3 separate regions of the Homo sapiens genome follow, and all the other regions are linked to region 3. Evidence: chromatin contacts called from ENCODE Hi-C or POLR2A ChIA-PET data. All regions are on one chromosome and are shown on one strand. The core of a region is the stretch at or near the end of the contact, and the rest is flanking DNA. Distances in the headings are between cores, read along the strand shown.

Region 1 (2,700 bases), core at 189-2,688, 2.2 Mb after region 3:
CTGGTCTCGAACTCCTGACCTCAAGTGATCCACCGACCTCGGCCTTCCAAAGTGCTGGGATTATGGGAGTGAGCCACTGCGCCTGGCCTCCCTAGGGAGGTTCTATTACTCCTGAAAAGTGAAGAATTACAGGTGAATGTTGATAGGTATGCAAAAGATACTCTGACCTGTTTAAAAAAAAAAAAGATACTCTCAGCTTTAAAGTTTAACGGTTAAGAGCACAGATTCTGGAGTCAGACACACCCAGGTACCAGATACATTACTTGTCTTTATAAATCCACTGTCCAGAGGCCGGGTGAGGTGGCTCACGCCTGTAATCCTAGCACTTTGGGAGGCCAAGATGGGCGGATTGCCTGAGCTCAGGAGTTCGAGACCAGCCTGGGCAACATAGTGAAACCCCCGTCTCTACTAAAATACAAAAAAAACTAGTGGAGCGTGGTAGTGGGCGCCTGTGATCCCAGCTACGTGGGAGGCTGAGGCACGAGAATCGCTTGAACCCGGGAGGTGGAGGTTGCAGTGAGCAGAGACCGTGCCGTCTCAAAAAAAAAAAAAAAAAAAAATCCACTGTCCAGAAGGGATGTGCCTTGGTCTCTGGACTTACCAGCACAGTGAGCCTGGCACCACCTGGAGGGCCACCGGAAGGAGCCCCATCCCCAGGGGTTCTGAGTCAGTAGGCGTGGAATGGGGGCCGAGAACCTGCGCCTCTACCCAGTTCCCAGGCGATACGGCCGCTGCTGATCCGGAAGCTCACTTTGTGAACCACTGACGCAGCACATGGTGAGGACGCTGTATGTGAACACTCAGATATCCTGATACCTAACCCAATCCTTGTATTTGCCGCCCAGGAGTCCCCGGTTGGGTCCACCTTGCTATACGGCCTCAGAATCTCATTTCCTCTTTTGGGGTCTCAGGGCTCTCGTGTGCCAAAAGAGGGTGCTGGGCAAGATGAAATGGTTAGTTATTACAGAAGAGTTAACATCTTCAACAAGGCCCTACAGAACTTGCAGGGTTAGGGGAGAAAATAAGCGGGCTAAATCCTGTGGGGCAGCTTGGAGCTACCCTGGAGCAAGGTCTGGGCTCAGCAGGCGAGTAGGTCGCAAGGAAAGGTAGAGCCGCTCCTGCCCCACTCGCTGCTCGAGGGGCAGCTGTGGCCGACTGGGCGACGCTGACGTCCAGCCTCGGTTTTCCCCTACCTCCTCGGTCTCCACAGCGCCTCCTGGCGCCCATGTCACCGTTCTACCAAGATTGTCCCTCCCCTCACACCTTACCGCGAGCCCGGCGGATGCTGACGTCATTTCCGCCACGAGTAGCGCGCTTGCGCCAAGGCGCCGGTCGCTGTTTCACTCGGATGGCTTCGCGGTCGCCGATTGGCTGCGTGAGCACGTCGGCGGGAGGGCGCGCGACACTGCACCGCCCCTCCCTTCGCGGCGCCTGCTCTGTAGAGCCGGCGGAACCGGGTAGCTTGGCCAGGTTGTGAGGAACCGCAGCGCGCCGCAGGACCGGGCCGCTGAGCCTGCAGCCGCCCCGCGCCGTGACCTGCGACCCTAGACCCCGACTCCCTTTGGCTCAGCCCGCGCGCCCCAGGCCCGGCCCGGGCGGCGCGACGGGAGGATGAGCGGCGGGCGGCGGAAGGAGGAGCCGCCTCAGCCGCAGCTGGCCAACGGGGCCCTCAAAGTCTCCGTCTGGAGTAAGGTGCTGCGGAGCGACGCGGCCTGGGAGGATAAGGTACGGTGGAGTCTGAACAGGGCGCGGGTGCGAGGAGTCGGCTGGGACTCGGGGAACGGAAGACTGGCGCGGGCCTGCCCTCGTCCTCGTTCCGGCACAATCGAGTAGGGCAGTGGGGCGGGTGGCCCAAGGGTGTCAGAGCAAACTTGGCGGGCACTGGGCGGACAGCTGGGCTTGGAGCTCCCCGAAGGGTGGCCTAAGGATGAAGCCCCCTAGTTATGCGGAATTGGCGAGGAGCGGGGAGAGGCGTTGTCATTCGCGGGCAGGGTTTGTGCCTGAACTGGGAAAGGGAGCTGAATTCGATTCGGCCTCCGCCTTTTATGTGCAGTAGGGTTTTGAGTAGGTTACTTGTTTCTTTCGAATTAAGTAGCACAAACATTAACAGTAACAGACTTCTGCTGAGAATGCTTTCTACGTGCCAGGTGCTCTGCAAGCGGAATCTCGTTTAACTCAGAATAACTCTGAAGTGGGGTACTGTGGTACATTAAAGCCTTTTGCACATAGTGAGGCTCGCTAATCTTGAGCTGCTGTTGCTTGTTGAATGTAAAGGACCGAATACTTTGATAAGCATGAGTCAAGAGGGGAGACTGAGACCACCCGCTGGGTGAGTGTGAGGTGTGGGGGTGGAGAAACGCCACCAGATATGTGCGAGAATTGGTTGGGACTTCAGAACGTTCTTACTCGTCCCATTCGGAGGATGCTTCGTAACTCTGCTCCATGATCTGGAAGGGGCCATCACAAACAGCTTGATTCCAGGTAGCTTGAAAAGCGTATTATATTTGCAGTCATTTCTTGGTTTTCTGGGCTGCCGAAGTGGATTTTCCTTCCTGAAGTTCCTGTAAAGGGGGATGGGAGGCACTTCCTGAAGGTGCCCTTGTTCTGCCCCCAGCCCTGCCCAGCTCTTGCAAAACCTGCAGTCTCTAATCTGCTGTGTCATTTCTTTCTTTTCTTGTATAAGGACTGGTTTCTGGAATC
Region 2 (2,700 bases), core at 77-2,576, 2.1 Mb after region 3:
GAATTGAACACCTGAGCAGGAATGAAGTCTAGTCCTTACAGGAATGTAATGAGGTTGATGAGGTGTGTGGTGTAAATCTCTCTCGGGTTCCCAGATTTCCCAGACCTGACTGTGGCTGCCTTTCCTCACTCAACCTGTGCTGGAATCAGCTGTGTTAACAGACAGACCCACCCATTCTTAGAAACCAAGGCTACCTTAAAGAGAAATACAAGCCACATTCTAGAGCTAAAACATGGCTGTTCCACAGCATGGAGGCAGGCCCAGGGACGGGTAGGGATGCCTAGGATCCCAGAGCAAGACTAGAGCCACATCTCTGCCTCCCTCCCCCGGGCTCCCTCGTCTCTGTACATCACTGGCCTGGAGCCCTGAGGTCTGGTTTGGCCAGTGAACAGTTTCCTCATGGGATAGGAGCAAGAGAAGTGGTCCCAAGTGGTCAAAGCGAGTCTCTCGCTCTTGCTCTCTCTCTCTCTCTCTCTGTCTCTCTCTCTCTCTCTCTGTCTCTCTCCTCTCTCTCTCTCTCTGTCTCTGTCTCTCTCTCTCTCTCTCTCCTCTCTCTCTCTCTCTCTCTCTCTCTCTCTCTCTCTCTCTCTCTCTCCCCCCCCCTTCTCTCGGCCCTGCCTTCCTAGCCCTGGGCCAGGCTCTGAGAGGATGGGGATTAATAGACAGACAAGGCGTCTCTGCCCTGAGGAACTTATGGTCTGACAAGAAGACAAGCCTACAATTATGAGAGACTGTGTGACACTCTGTAATTAAGCGTCTGCTGAGGAAAAGCATTGTCTGAGAAGGAAGAAGTGAGCATGAGCCAGAGGAAACAAGAGCCCTTTGAGGGGAGCTGGATTTGCAGAGGCAGAGGGTGGTGCCGACATTCCAGGGAGGTGGGTGCAGAGGGCATGGCTGGATGATAAGTGTGCATTTAGGGAAACAGCAGTATGCTAGTTTTGCTGAGGCATCAGGGCTCTGGCTGGAAAATCTGGGTGGAGCCAGGAGGTTGTAGGCAGTGTTAAACAGCTGAAAAGCAGAGGCACTGGGGAGGCATGGAAGGTTTTAGAGCAGAGGTAGCACAACTGGAAGACTTTCCAGAGGATGAATCAGGCTGGGTAAATTGGAATGAATAAAAATCACAACAGGGAGGAGGCTTTGCAGGCATCCAGATGACACAAGAGGGTGAGGTTTGGGTGGGGCCCATGGGAGTGGGAAGAGCCAATTGGGGTAGCAGAGGATGCTGTGCTCCCTTAGGAAAGCTTGGCCAGCGCTCTGATGGGCCAGAAGGGAAAATGTTGGGTGTTGCTGGTTTGGGGCAGGAAGTAGCAGTCTGAGCACATTTCTTGTACACCTGCTGTTTGCCTGGCTCTGCGCCAGGGGCTCCACAAGGGCGCTCATGAAATCTGTACAATAAGCCAGAGGCAGATGGACTTCCCATCCCTGTTTTGCAGATAAGGAAAAGGTAGCTCAGGCCCAAGGCCAACTGTCTCCAAACCGTGTCTCTTCCCACAGCTCAGCTCTGCTTCTTGGAAAGGGAACTCCTGCTTTTAGGGTCCCAAGGGGCTGAGCCTTCTTTCCCTTTAATTAGGAGCAAGCACATTTATCCTAAAAGCCCACAAATCTTGCTTTCTAAGGATCCTGAAGGTCAGGGTGCCAGTTTAGAATTCCTTAAAGGTGGAAGAGTCAGAGGAGCTAGGGACCCTCACACAAGCAGTTTTACACACTGGACTGTGAGAAGGTTCCGGAGTTGTGCTGTGTATATGTCCAGTCTGATAGTAGGCATGTCCACCACTGGGTCTGTTGGAATTCTCAGCCAGCCCCCACCAGAGAGGGGCCCAGCCAACGCAATCAGTCACCCACAAAGGCGGGAAGGGACTTGTCTCCAAGGTGCCTTGCACAGGAGAGCCAAGTGACGGAGGCTAGGACTCATTTCTCAGGCTGCAGCCAGGAATCCCCAGTGGGCAGAGGGAAAGGGAAGGGGACTAGTGCTTACACAGTGGCTACCATGGGAGGCAGCAGTGGTTGGTCCCAGTGTACAGCCAGGAAATTGATGGCTTGGCCGAGGCCTCCCAGCCAATCATTCTCTCTGTGTGCAGCCCACACTCCTCTGAACACAAACTTGGTCATGAGGCAGAGCAACCACATGGCAGGCACAGCCTCCAGGTGCCCCTCACCCTGCTGGTCCCTTGCCTCCAGCAAACACCCAGCATCTGTATGCCAGTTTGCTTTGGCAGATACTCTGAGCCCAGTGGTATGCAGGGTACAATTGTAACTGTAACCGTGTTCGTCATACCAAAATCTGGACAAAGGTTTTGAGAGATTTTTTGCTCCTTTGGAACAGAGGTGGCCTGAGAAATGCTATTTGGACTTTGGAACAGTGGACTAGAGTGACCTATGCTGTCCCTTTCCATTGTAGTAATTCATTTGATGACCATCTGGAGCCAGTTGCTTTCTCGTAAATTTGCTCATTCTCCCGTATATTCATTCTTTTTGTTTTGTTTCAGCACGTTGGTTCTGGATCTTTAATATTTGTTTAGTTTGTTTTGATTTGCAGAGCACTTTCATACACATTATCTCAGTAGATCTTTATCCAACTTTGGAAAGTATTACTATTCTTATCATCCTTGTTTTTCAGAAGAGGAAACTGAGGTTCACTGGTAGAAAGAGGCTTGACCAAGCTCACTGTGGCTGAGCTACTTATTCAATAAATATTTATTA
Region 3 (2,700 bases), core at 43-2,542:
GCAAAATACTATTTTCATTAGGAGGAAACAGGCTAAACAGTAATAGCAAAGGTCACTAAGTATTGAGCACTTAGTCATACCTCTGAGTCTCTGCCTGCATAGCCTATTATTTCTCACAAGCAATCCATGAAGAAGGTTAAGACAACGGACTTTCACGCCAGACTGCCTGGGTTCTTATCAAGTATGTGACTTAGTTTATATATTTGTAAAATGGGGATAATAATGGTATTTCTGTAATAGGTTTGTTGTGAGAATAAAGGGAGCTTGGTATCAGCTCTTAGAATACCGGACAGGCCACGTTGGCTCCACTAAGCTGTTGTCATCATCCCTAAGGGCACCCAGTTAAAAGGTAGAAAAGGGAGGATTTGAATCCGGTCAGTGTAACTCTCAAGTGTACATTTTTTTTCTTTTATTTTCTTTTTAACCACGCCCTTTAATGTACATTGTTAAAGGCTAAGCCAGGCCAGGTGCAGTGGCTCACATCTGTAATCTCAGCGATTGGGAGGCCCGAGGAGGGAGTATCGCTTGAGCCCAGGAGCTGGAGACCAGCCTGGGCAACATGGCGACACCGTGGCCCTATTCCCGCCCCATCCCATCCGCACTCCACCCCATCCCCATCTCTACAAAGAATAGAACAAAATTAGTCGGGTGTGGTGGTGCTCAACTGCTGTCCCAGCTACTCAGGAAGCCCAGGTGGGAGGCTCGCTTGAGCCCAGGAGTGTGAGGCTGTAGTGAGCTATGACTGCACCACTGCACTCCAGCCTGGGTGAAGGGTGAGACCTTATCTCAAAAAGAAGAAAAAAAAAGAAAAGGAAAAGAAAAAGAAAAAAGAACAACTAAGTTATAAACTAAGCTATATAGCCCATTGGTTCTCAAATTATGATTTCACTCACTAGCAGTATCACTAGACAGCTTGTTGGACATGCAAATTATCAGACCCTATCCTCCTATGCCAGATCTTCTGATCAGAAACTCTGGGGGTGGGGGTCAGCAGTGTAAGTTTTAATAAGCTCTCTAGGTGATTCTGATGCACACCATAGTTTGAGAATCACAGTCCTTATAGGCTCTGGTGGGCGGGGTGTTAAAAAAAAAAAAAAGCCTGGAGGTGCTGGGAGCCGCTCGCGCCCATCTCACCTGGAGCTGAGGAAAACTGGGATTTAACTGATTTACCACCGCAGCCAGCTCTTCAAGCCAGGGGCGGGCCGGACGGCTGGCGCGCAAGGCCTGCTGGGGCTTGTAGTCTAGACCACTTCCGCGCTCAGGCGCCTGCGCTTTAGCTGCTAACTCGCTCTAGTAGCTGTGGTCGGGGCTCGGGACCGGCTGCCATCTTAGTCTAGGGACTGAGGAGTCGCCGCCGCCCCGAGTCCCGGTAAACCCCCGTGGGCGAACTCGGGGCAGTTCTCGGGAGAGGGAGGGAGTCCGGATGAGAATGTTCGGGGAGAACAAGGGTAGAGGAGTGGGACGCGCGGTTCGGGACCCCAGAGCCGCGGCTGCTCCTTCTTCCAGAGCCGGTGTCTGTCGGGGGCGCGGGGAGCTCGGGCTACTGGCCCGGGCCGGGCGGTGGGGGTGGGCTGTCTGGACGTTCGGAGGGATCAGTGTCTGGCACAGGCTTCCGGAGGCCTTCGCCTCGCGGGCTCCAAGTTGTGAAAGGGCTGGGCCACGACGGGCGTGGGTACCGTCCGGCCCCTCGCCCCTCAGCCCCGCCTGGGGCCACTCTCCAGCGGTTCGGCCTACGCGCGGGGCCCGGCGGCGGGGCCGGCGCGGGCGACGTGGCCCTGTGAGGGGCGGCGGCCGGGTCCCCCGCCACCCAGCTGGCCTTCTCGAGACTTTTCCGAGCCCCCAGTCGCTAGAAGGGCCCAGCACAGCGGCTGCCTCCCCTTCTCTCTCCCACTCGCCTCCTCCTTCCATTGTCCCCCCGGCGTGGTGGTCCCGGCTCCGGCGCCCTCCCCGACGTCCGCCACCGTCGTGGCGGCGCCGACTTTTGCAGACGTGGAGCTGTCACTGCCCTTCCTCCGGAGAGTGCCCTTTTCTTTAGCAGAGAAAAGAAAAAAGTAGCCGTTGAACGTATTCTAAGGGTCGAAGCATGATGACATGACTTTTAAGTGGAGAACTCAAGTTTTCCAAGACAGTTCCCGTCCGCGACAGAAAAGAGAATCGCAGAATTTGTGCGCCCGAAGTAGACGCTGGGCCTAAAGTTAGTTGGACATGTAACCAGGTGAACTTGTAAAGGGCCAGGAATTCATTATCCCCAATAACAACGCAACCTTGTTTTCTTGGTTGTATTCGTATCCTAATCTTATTACATTTTCTGCCATTCTTCCACAGCTACAGTATACTTGGTTTGGAGTGGGGGATGGGGAATTGTGGGATTTTTGCCTTGAAAATTAGTAAGACCCTGGAGCCAGCCACCCACTTAGGTGGGTTCTCCTGCATCTTTTCCTGATAGAATTCGATCTTCAGGAAGTATGTAAAGGCAGTGTATTTCCATTCTCAAAATCGGCTAAGGAATGGTTTATCAGTTGAGGTGAAGTTCTCATGGCAGATCTGCTGAGAGCTTGCTATGTGTATTTACAGGTTTATTTAAGCTACGATTTATTTTTAAAATTAAGAAATGGGCCGGGTGCTGTGTGTGGCTCACGCCTGTAATCCTAGCACTTTGGGAGGCCGAGGCGGGCAGATCATGAGGTCAGGAGTTCGAGA

Evidence for each region. Hi-C counts contacts between places; a loop is a spot of excess contacts on that map. ChIA-PET counts read pairs that join two places held with the same protein, here RNA polymerase II (POLR2A). Pooled maps may share reads with other maps.
Region 1: a loop to region 3 is called in a pooled map, with 5 times the contacts of the local background. The contact joins the promoter of RAB5IF here to the promoter of ITCH in region 3. A Hi-C loop is called at or near these places in 1 of 50 pooled maps. POLR2A ChIA-PET finds 5 or more read pairs at or near these places in 2 of 52 experiments (GM10248 and GM12878).
Region 2: a loop to region 3 is called in a map with no recorded cell type, with 6 times the contacts of the local background. The contact joins the enhancer-like site here to the promoter of ITCH in region 3. A Hi-C loop is called at or near these places in 1 of 37 single-sample maps with no recorded cell type and 5 of 50 pooled maps. POLR2A ChIA-PET finds 5 or more read pairs at or near these places in 1 of 52 experiments (K562).

What each region holds. Positions count from the first base shown.
Region 1 is chr20:36,604,341-36,607,040 of GRCh38, forward strand. RAB5IF (RAB5 interacting factor) reads left to right here and starts at 1,439. Exons shown (of 4, transcript NM_018840.5): 1 at 1,439-1,725. The coding sequence starts at 1,612. The region is part of intron 2 of TGIF2-RAB5IF (TGIF2-RAB5IF readthrough); the gene reads left to right. RefSeq lists enhancers at 313-362, 1,093-1,232, 2,584-2,700 and silencers at 354-753, 1,433-1,742.
Region 2 is chr20:36,466,470-36,469,169 of GRCh38, forward strand. The region is part of intron 7 of DLGAP4 (DLG associated protein 4); the gene reads left to right. Among named protein-coding and RNA genes, the nearest start is that of MYL9, 74 kb to the right of the region's middle. RefSeq lists an enhancer at 1,166-1,215. Within about 2 kb of position 1,327, at least 27 of the 41 ENCODE cell types and tissues checked have a DNase peak (open chromatin) inside an H3K27ac peak, as active enhancers do.
Region 3 is chr20:34,361,981-34,364,680 of GRCh38, forward strand. ITCH (itchy E3 ubiquitin protein ligase) reads left to right here and starts at 1,293. Exons shown (of 25, transcript NM_031483.7): 1 at 1,293-1,369. RefSeq lists a silencer at 1,598-1,827.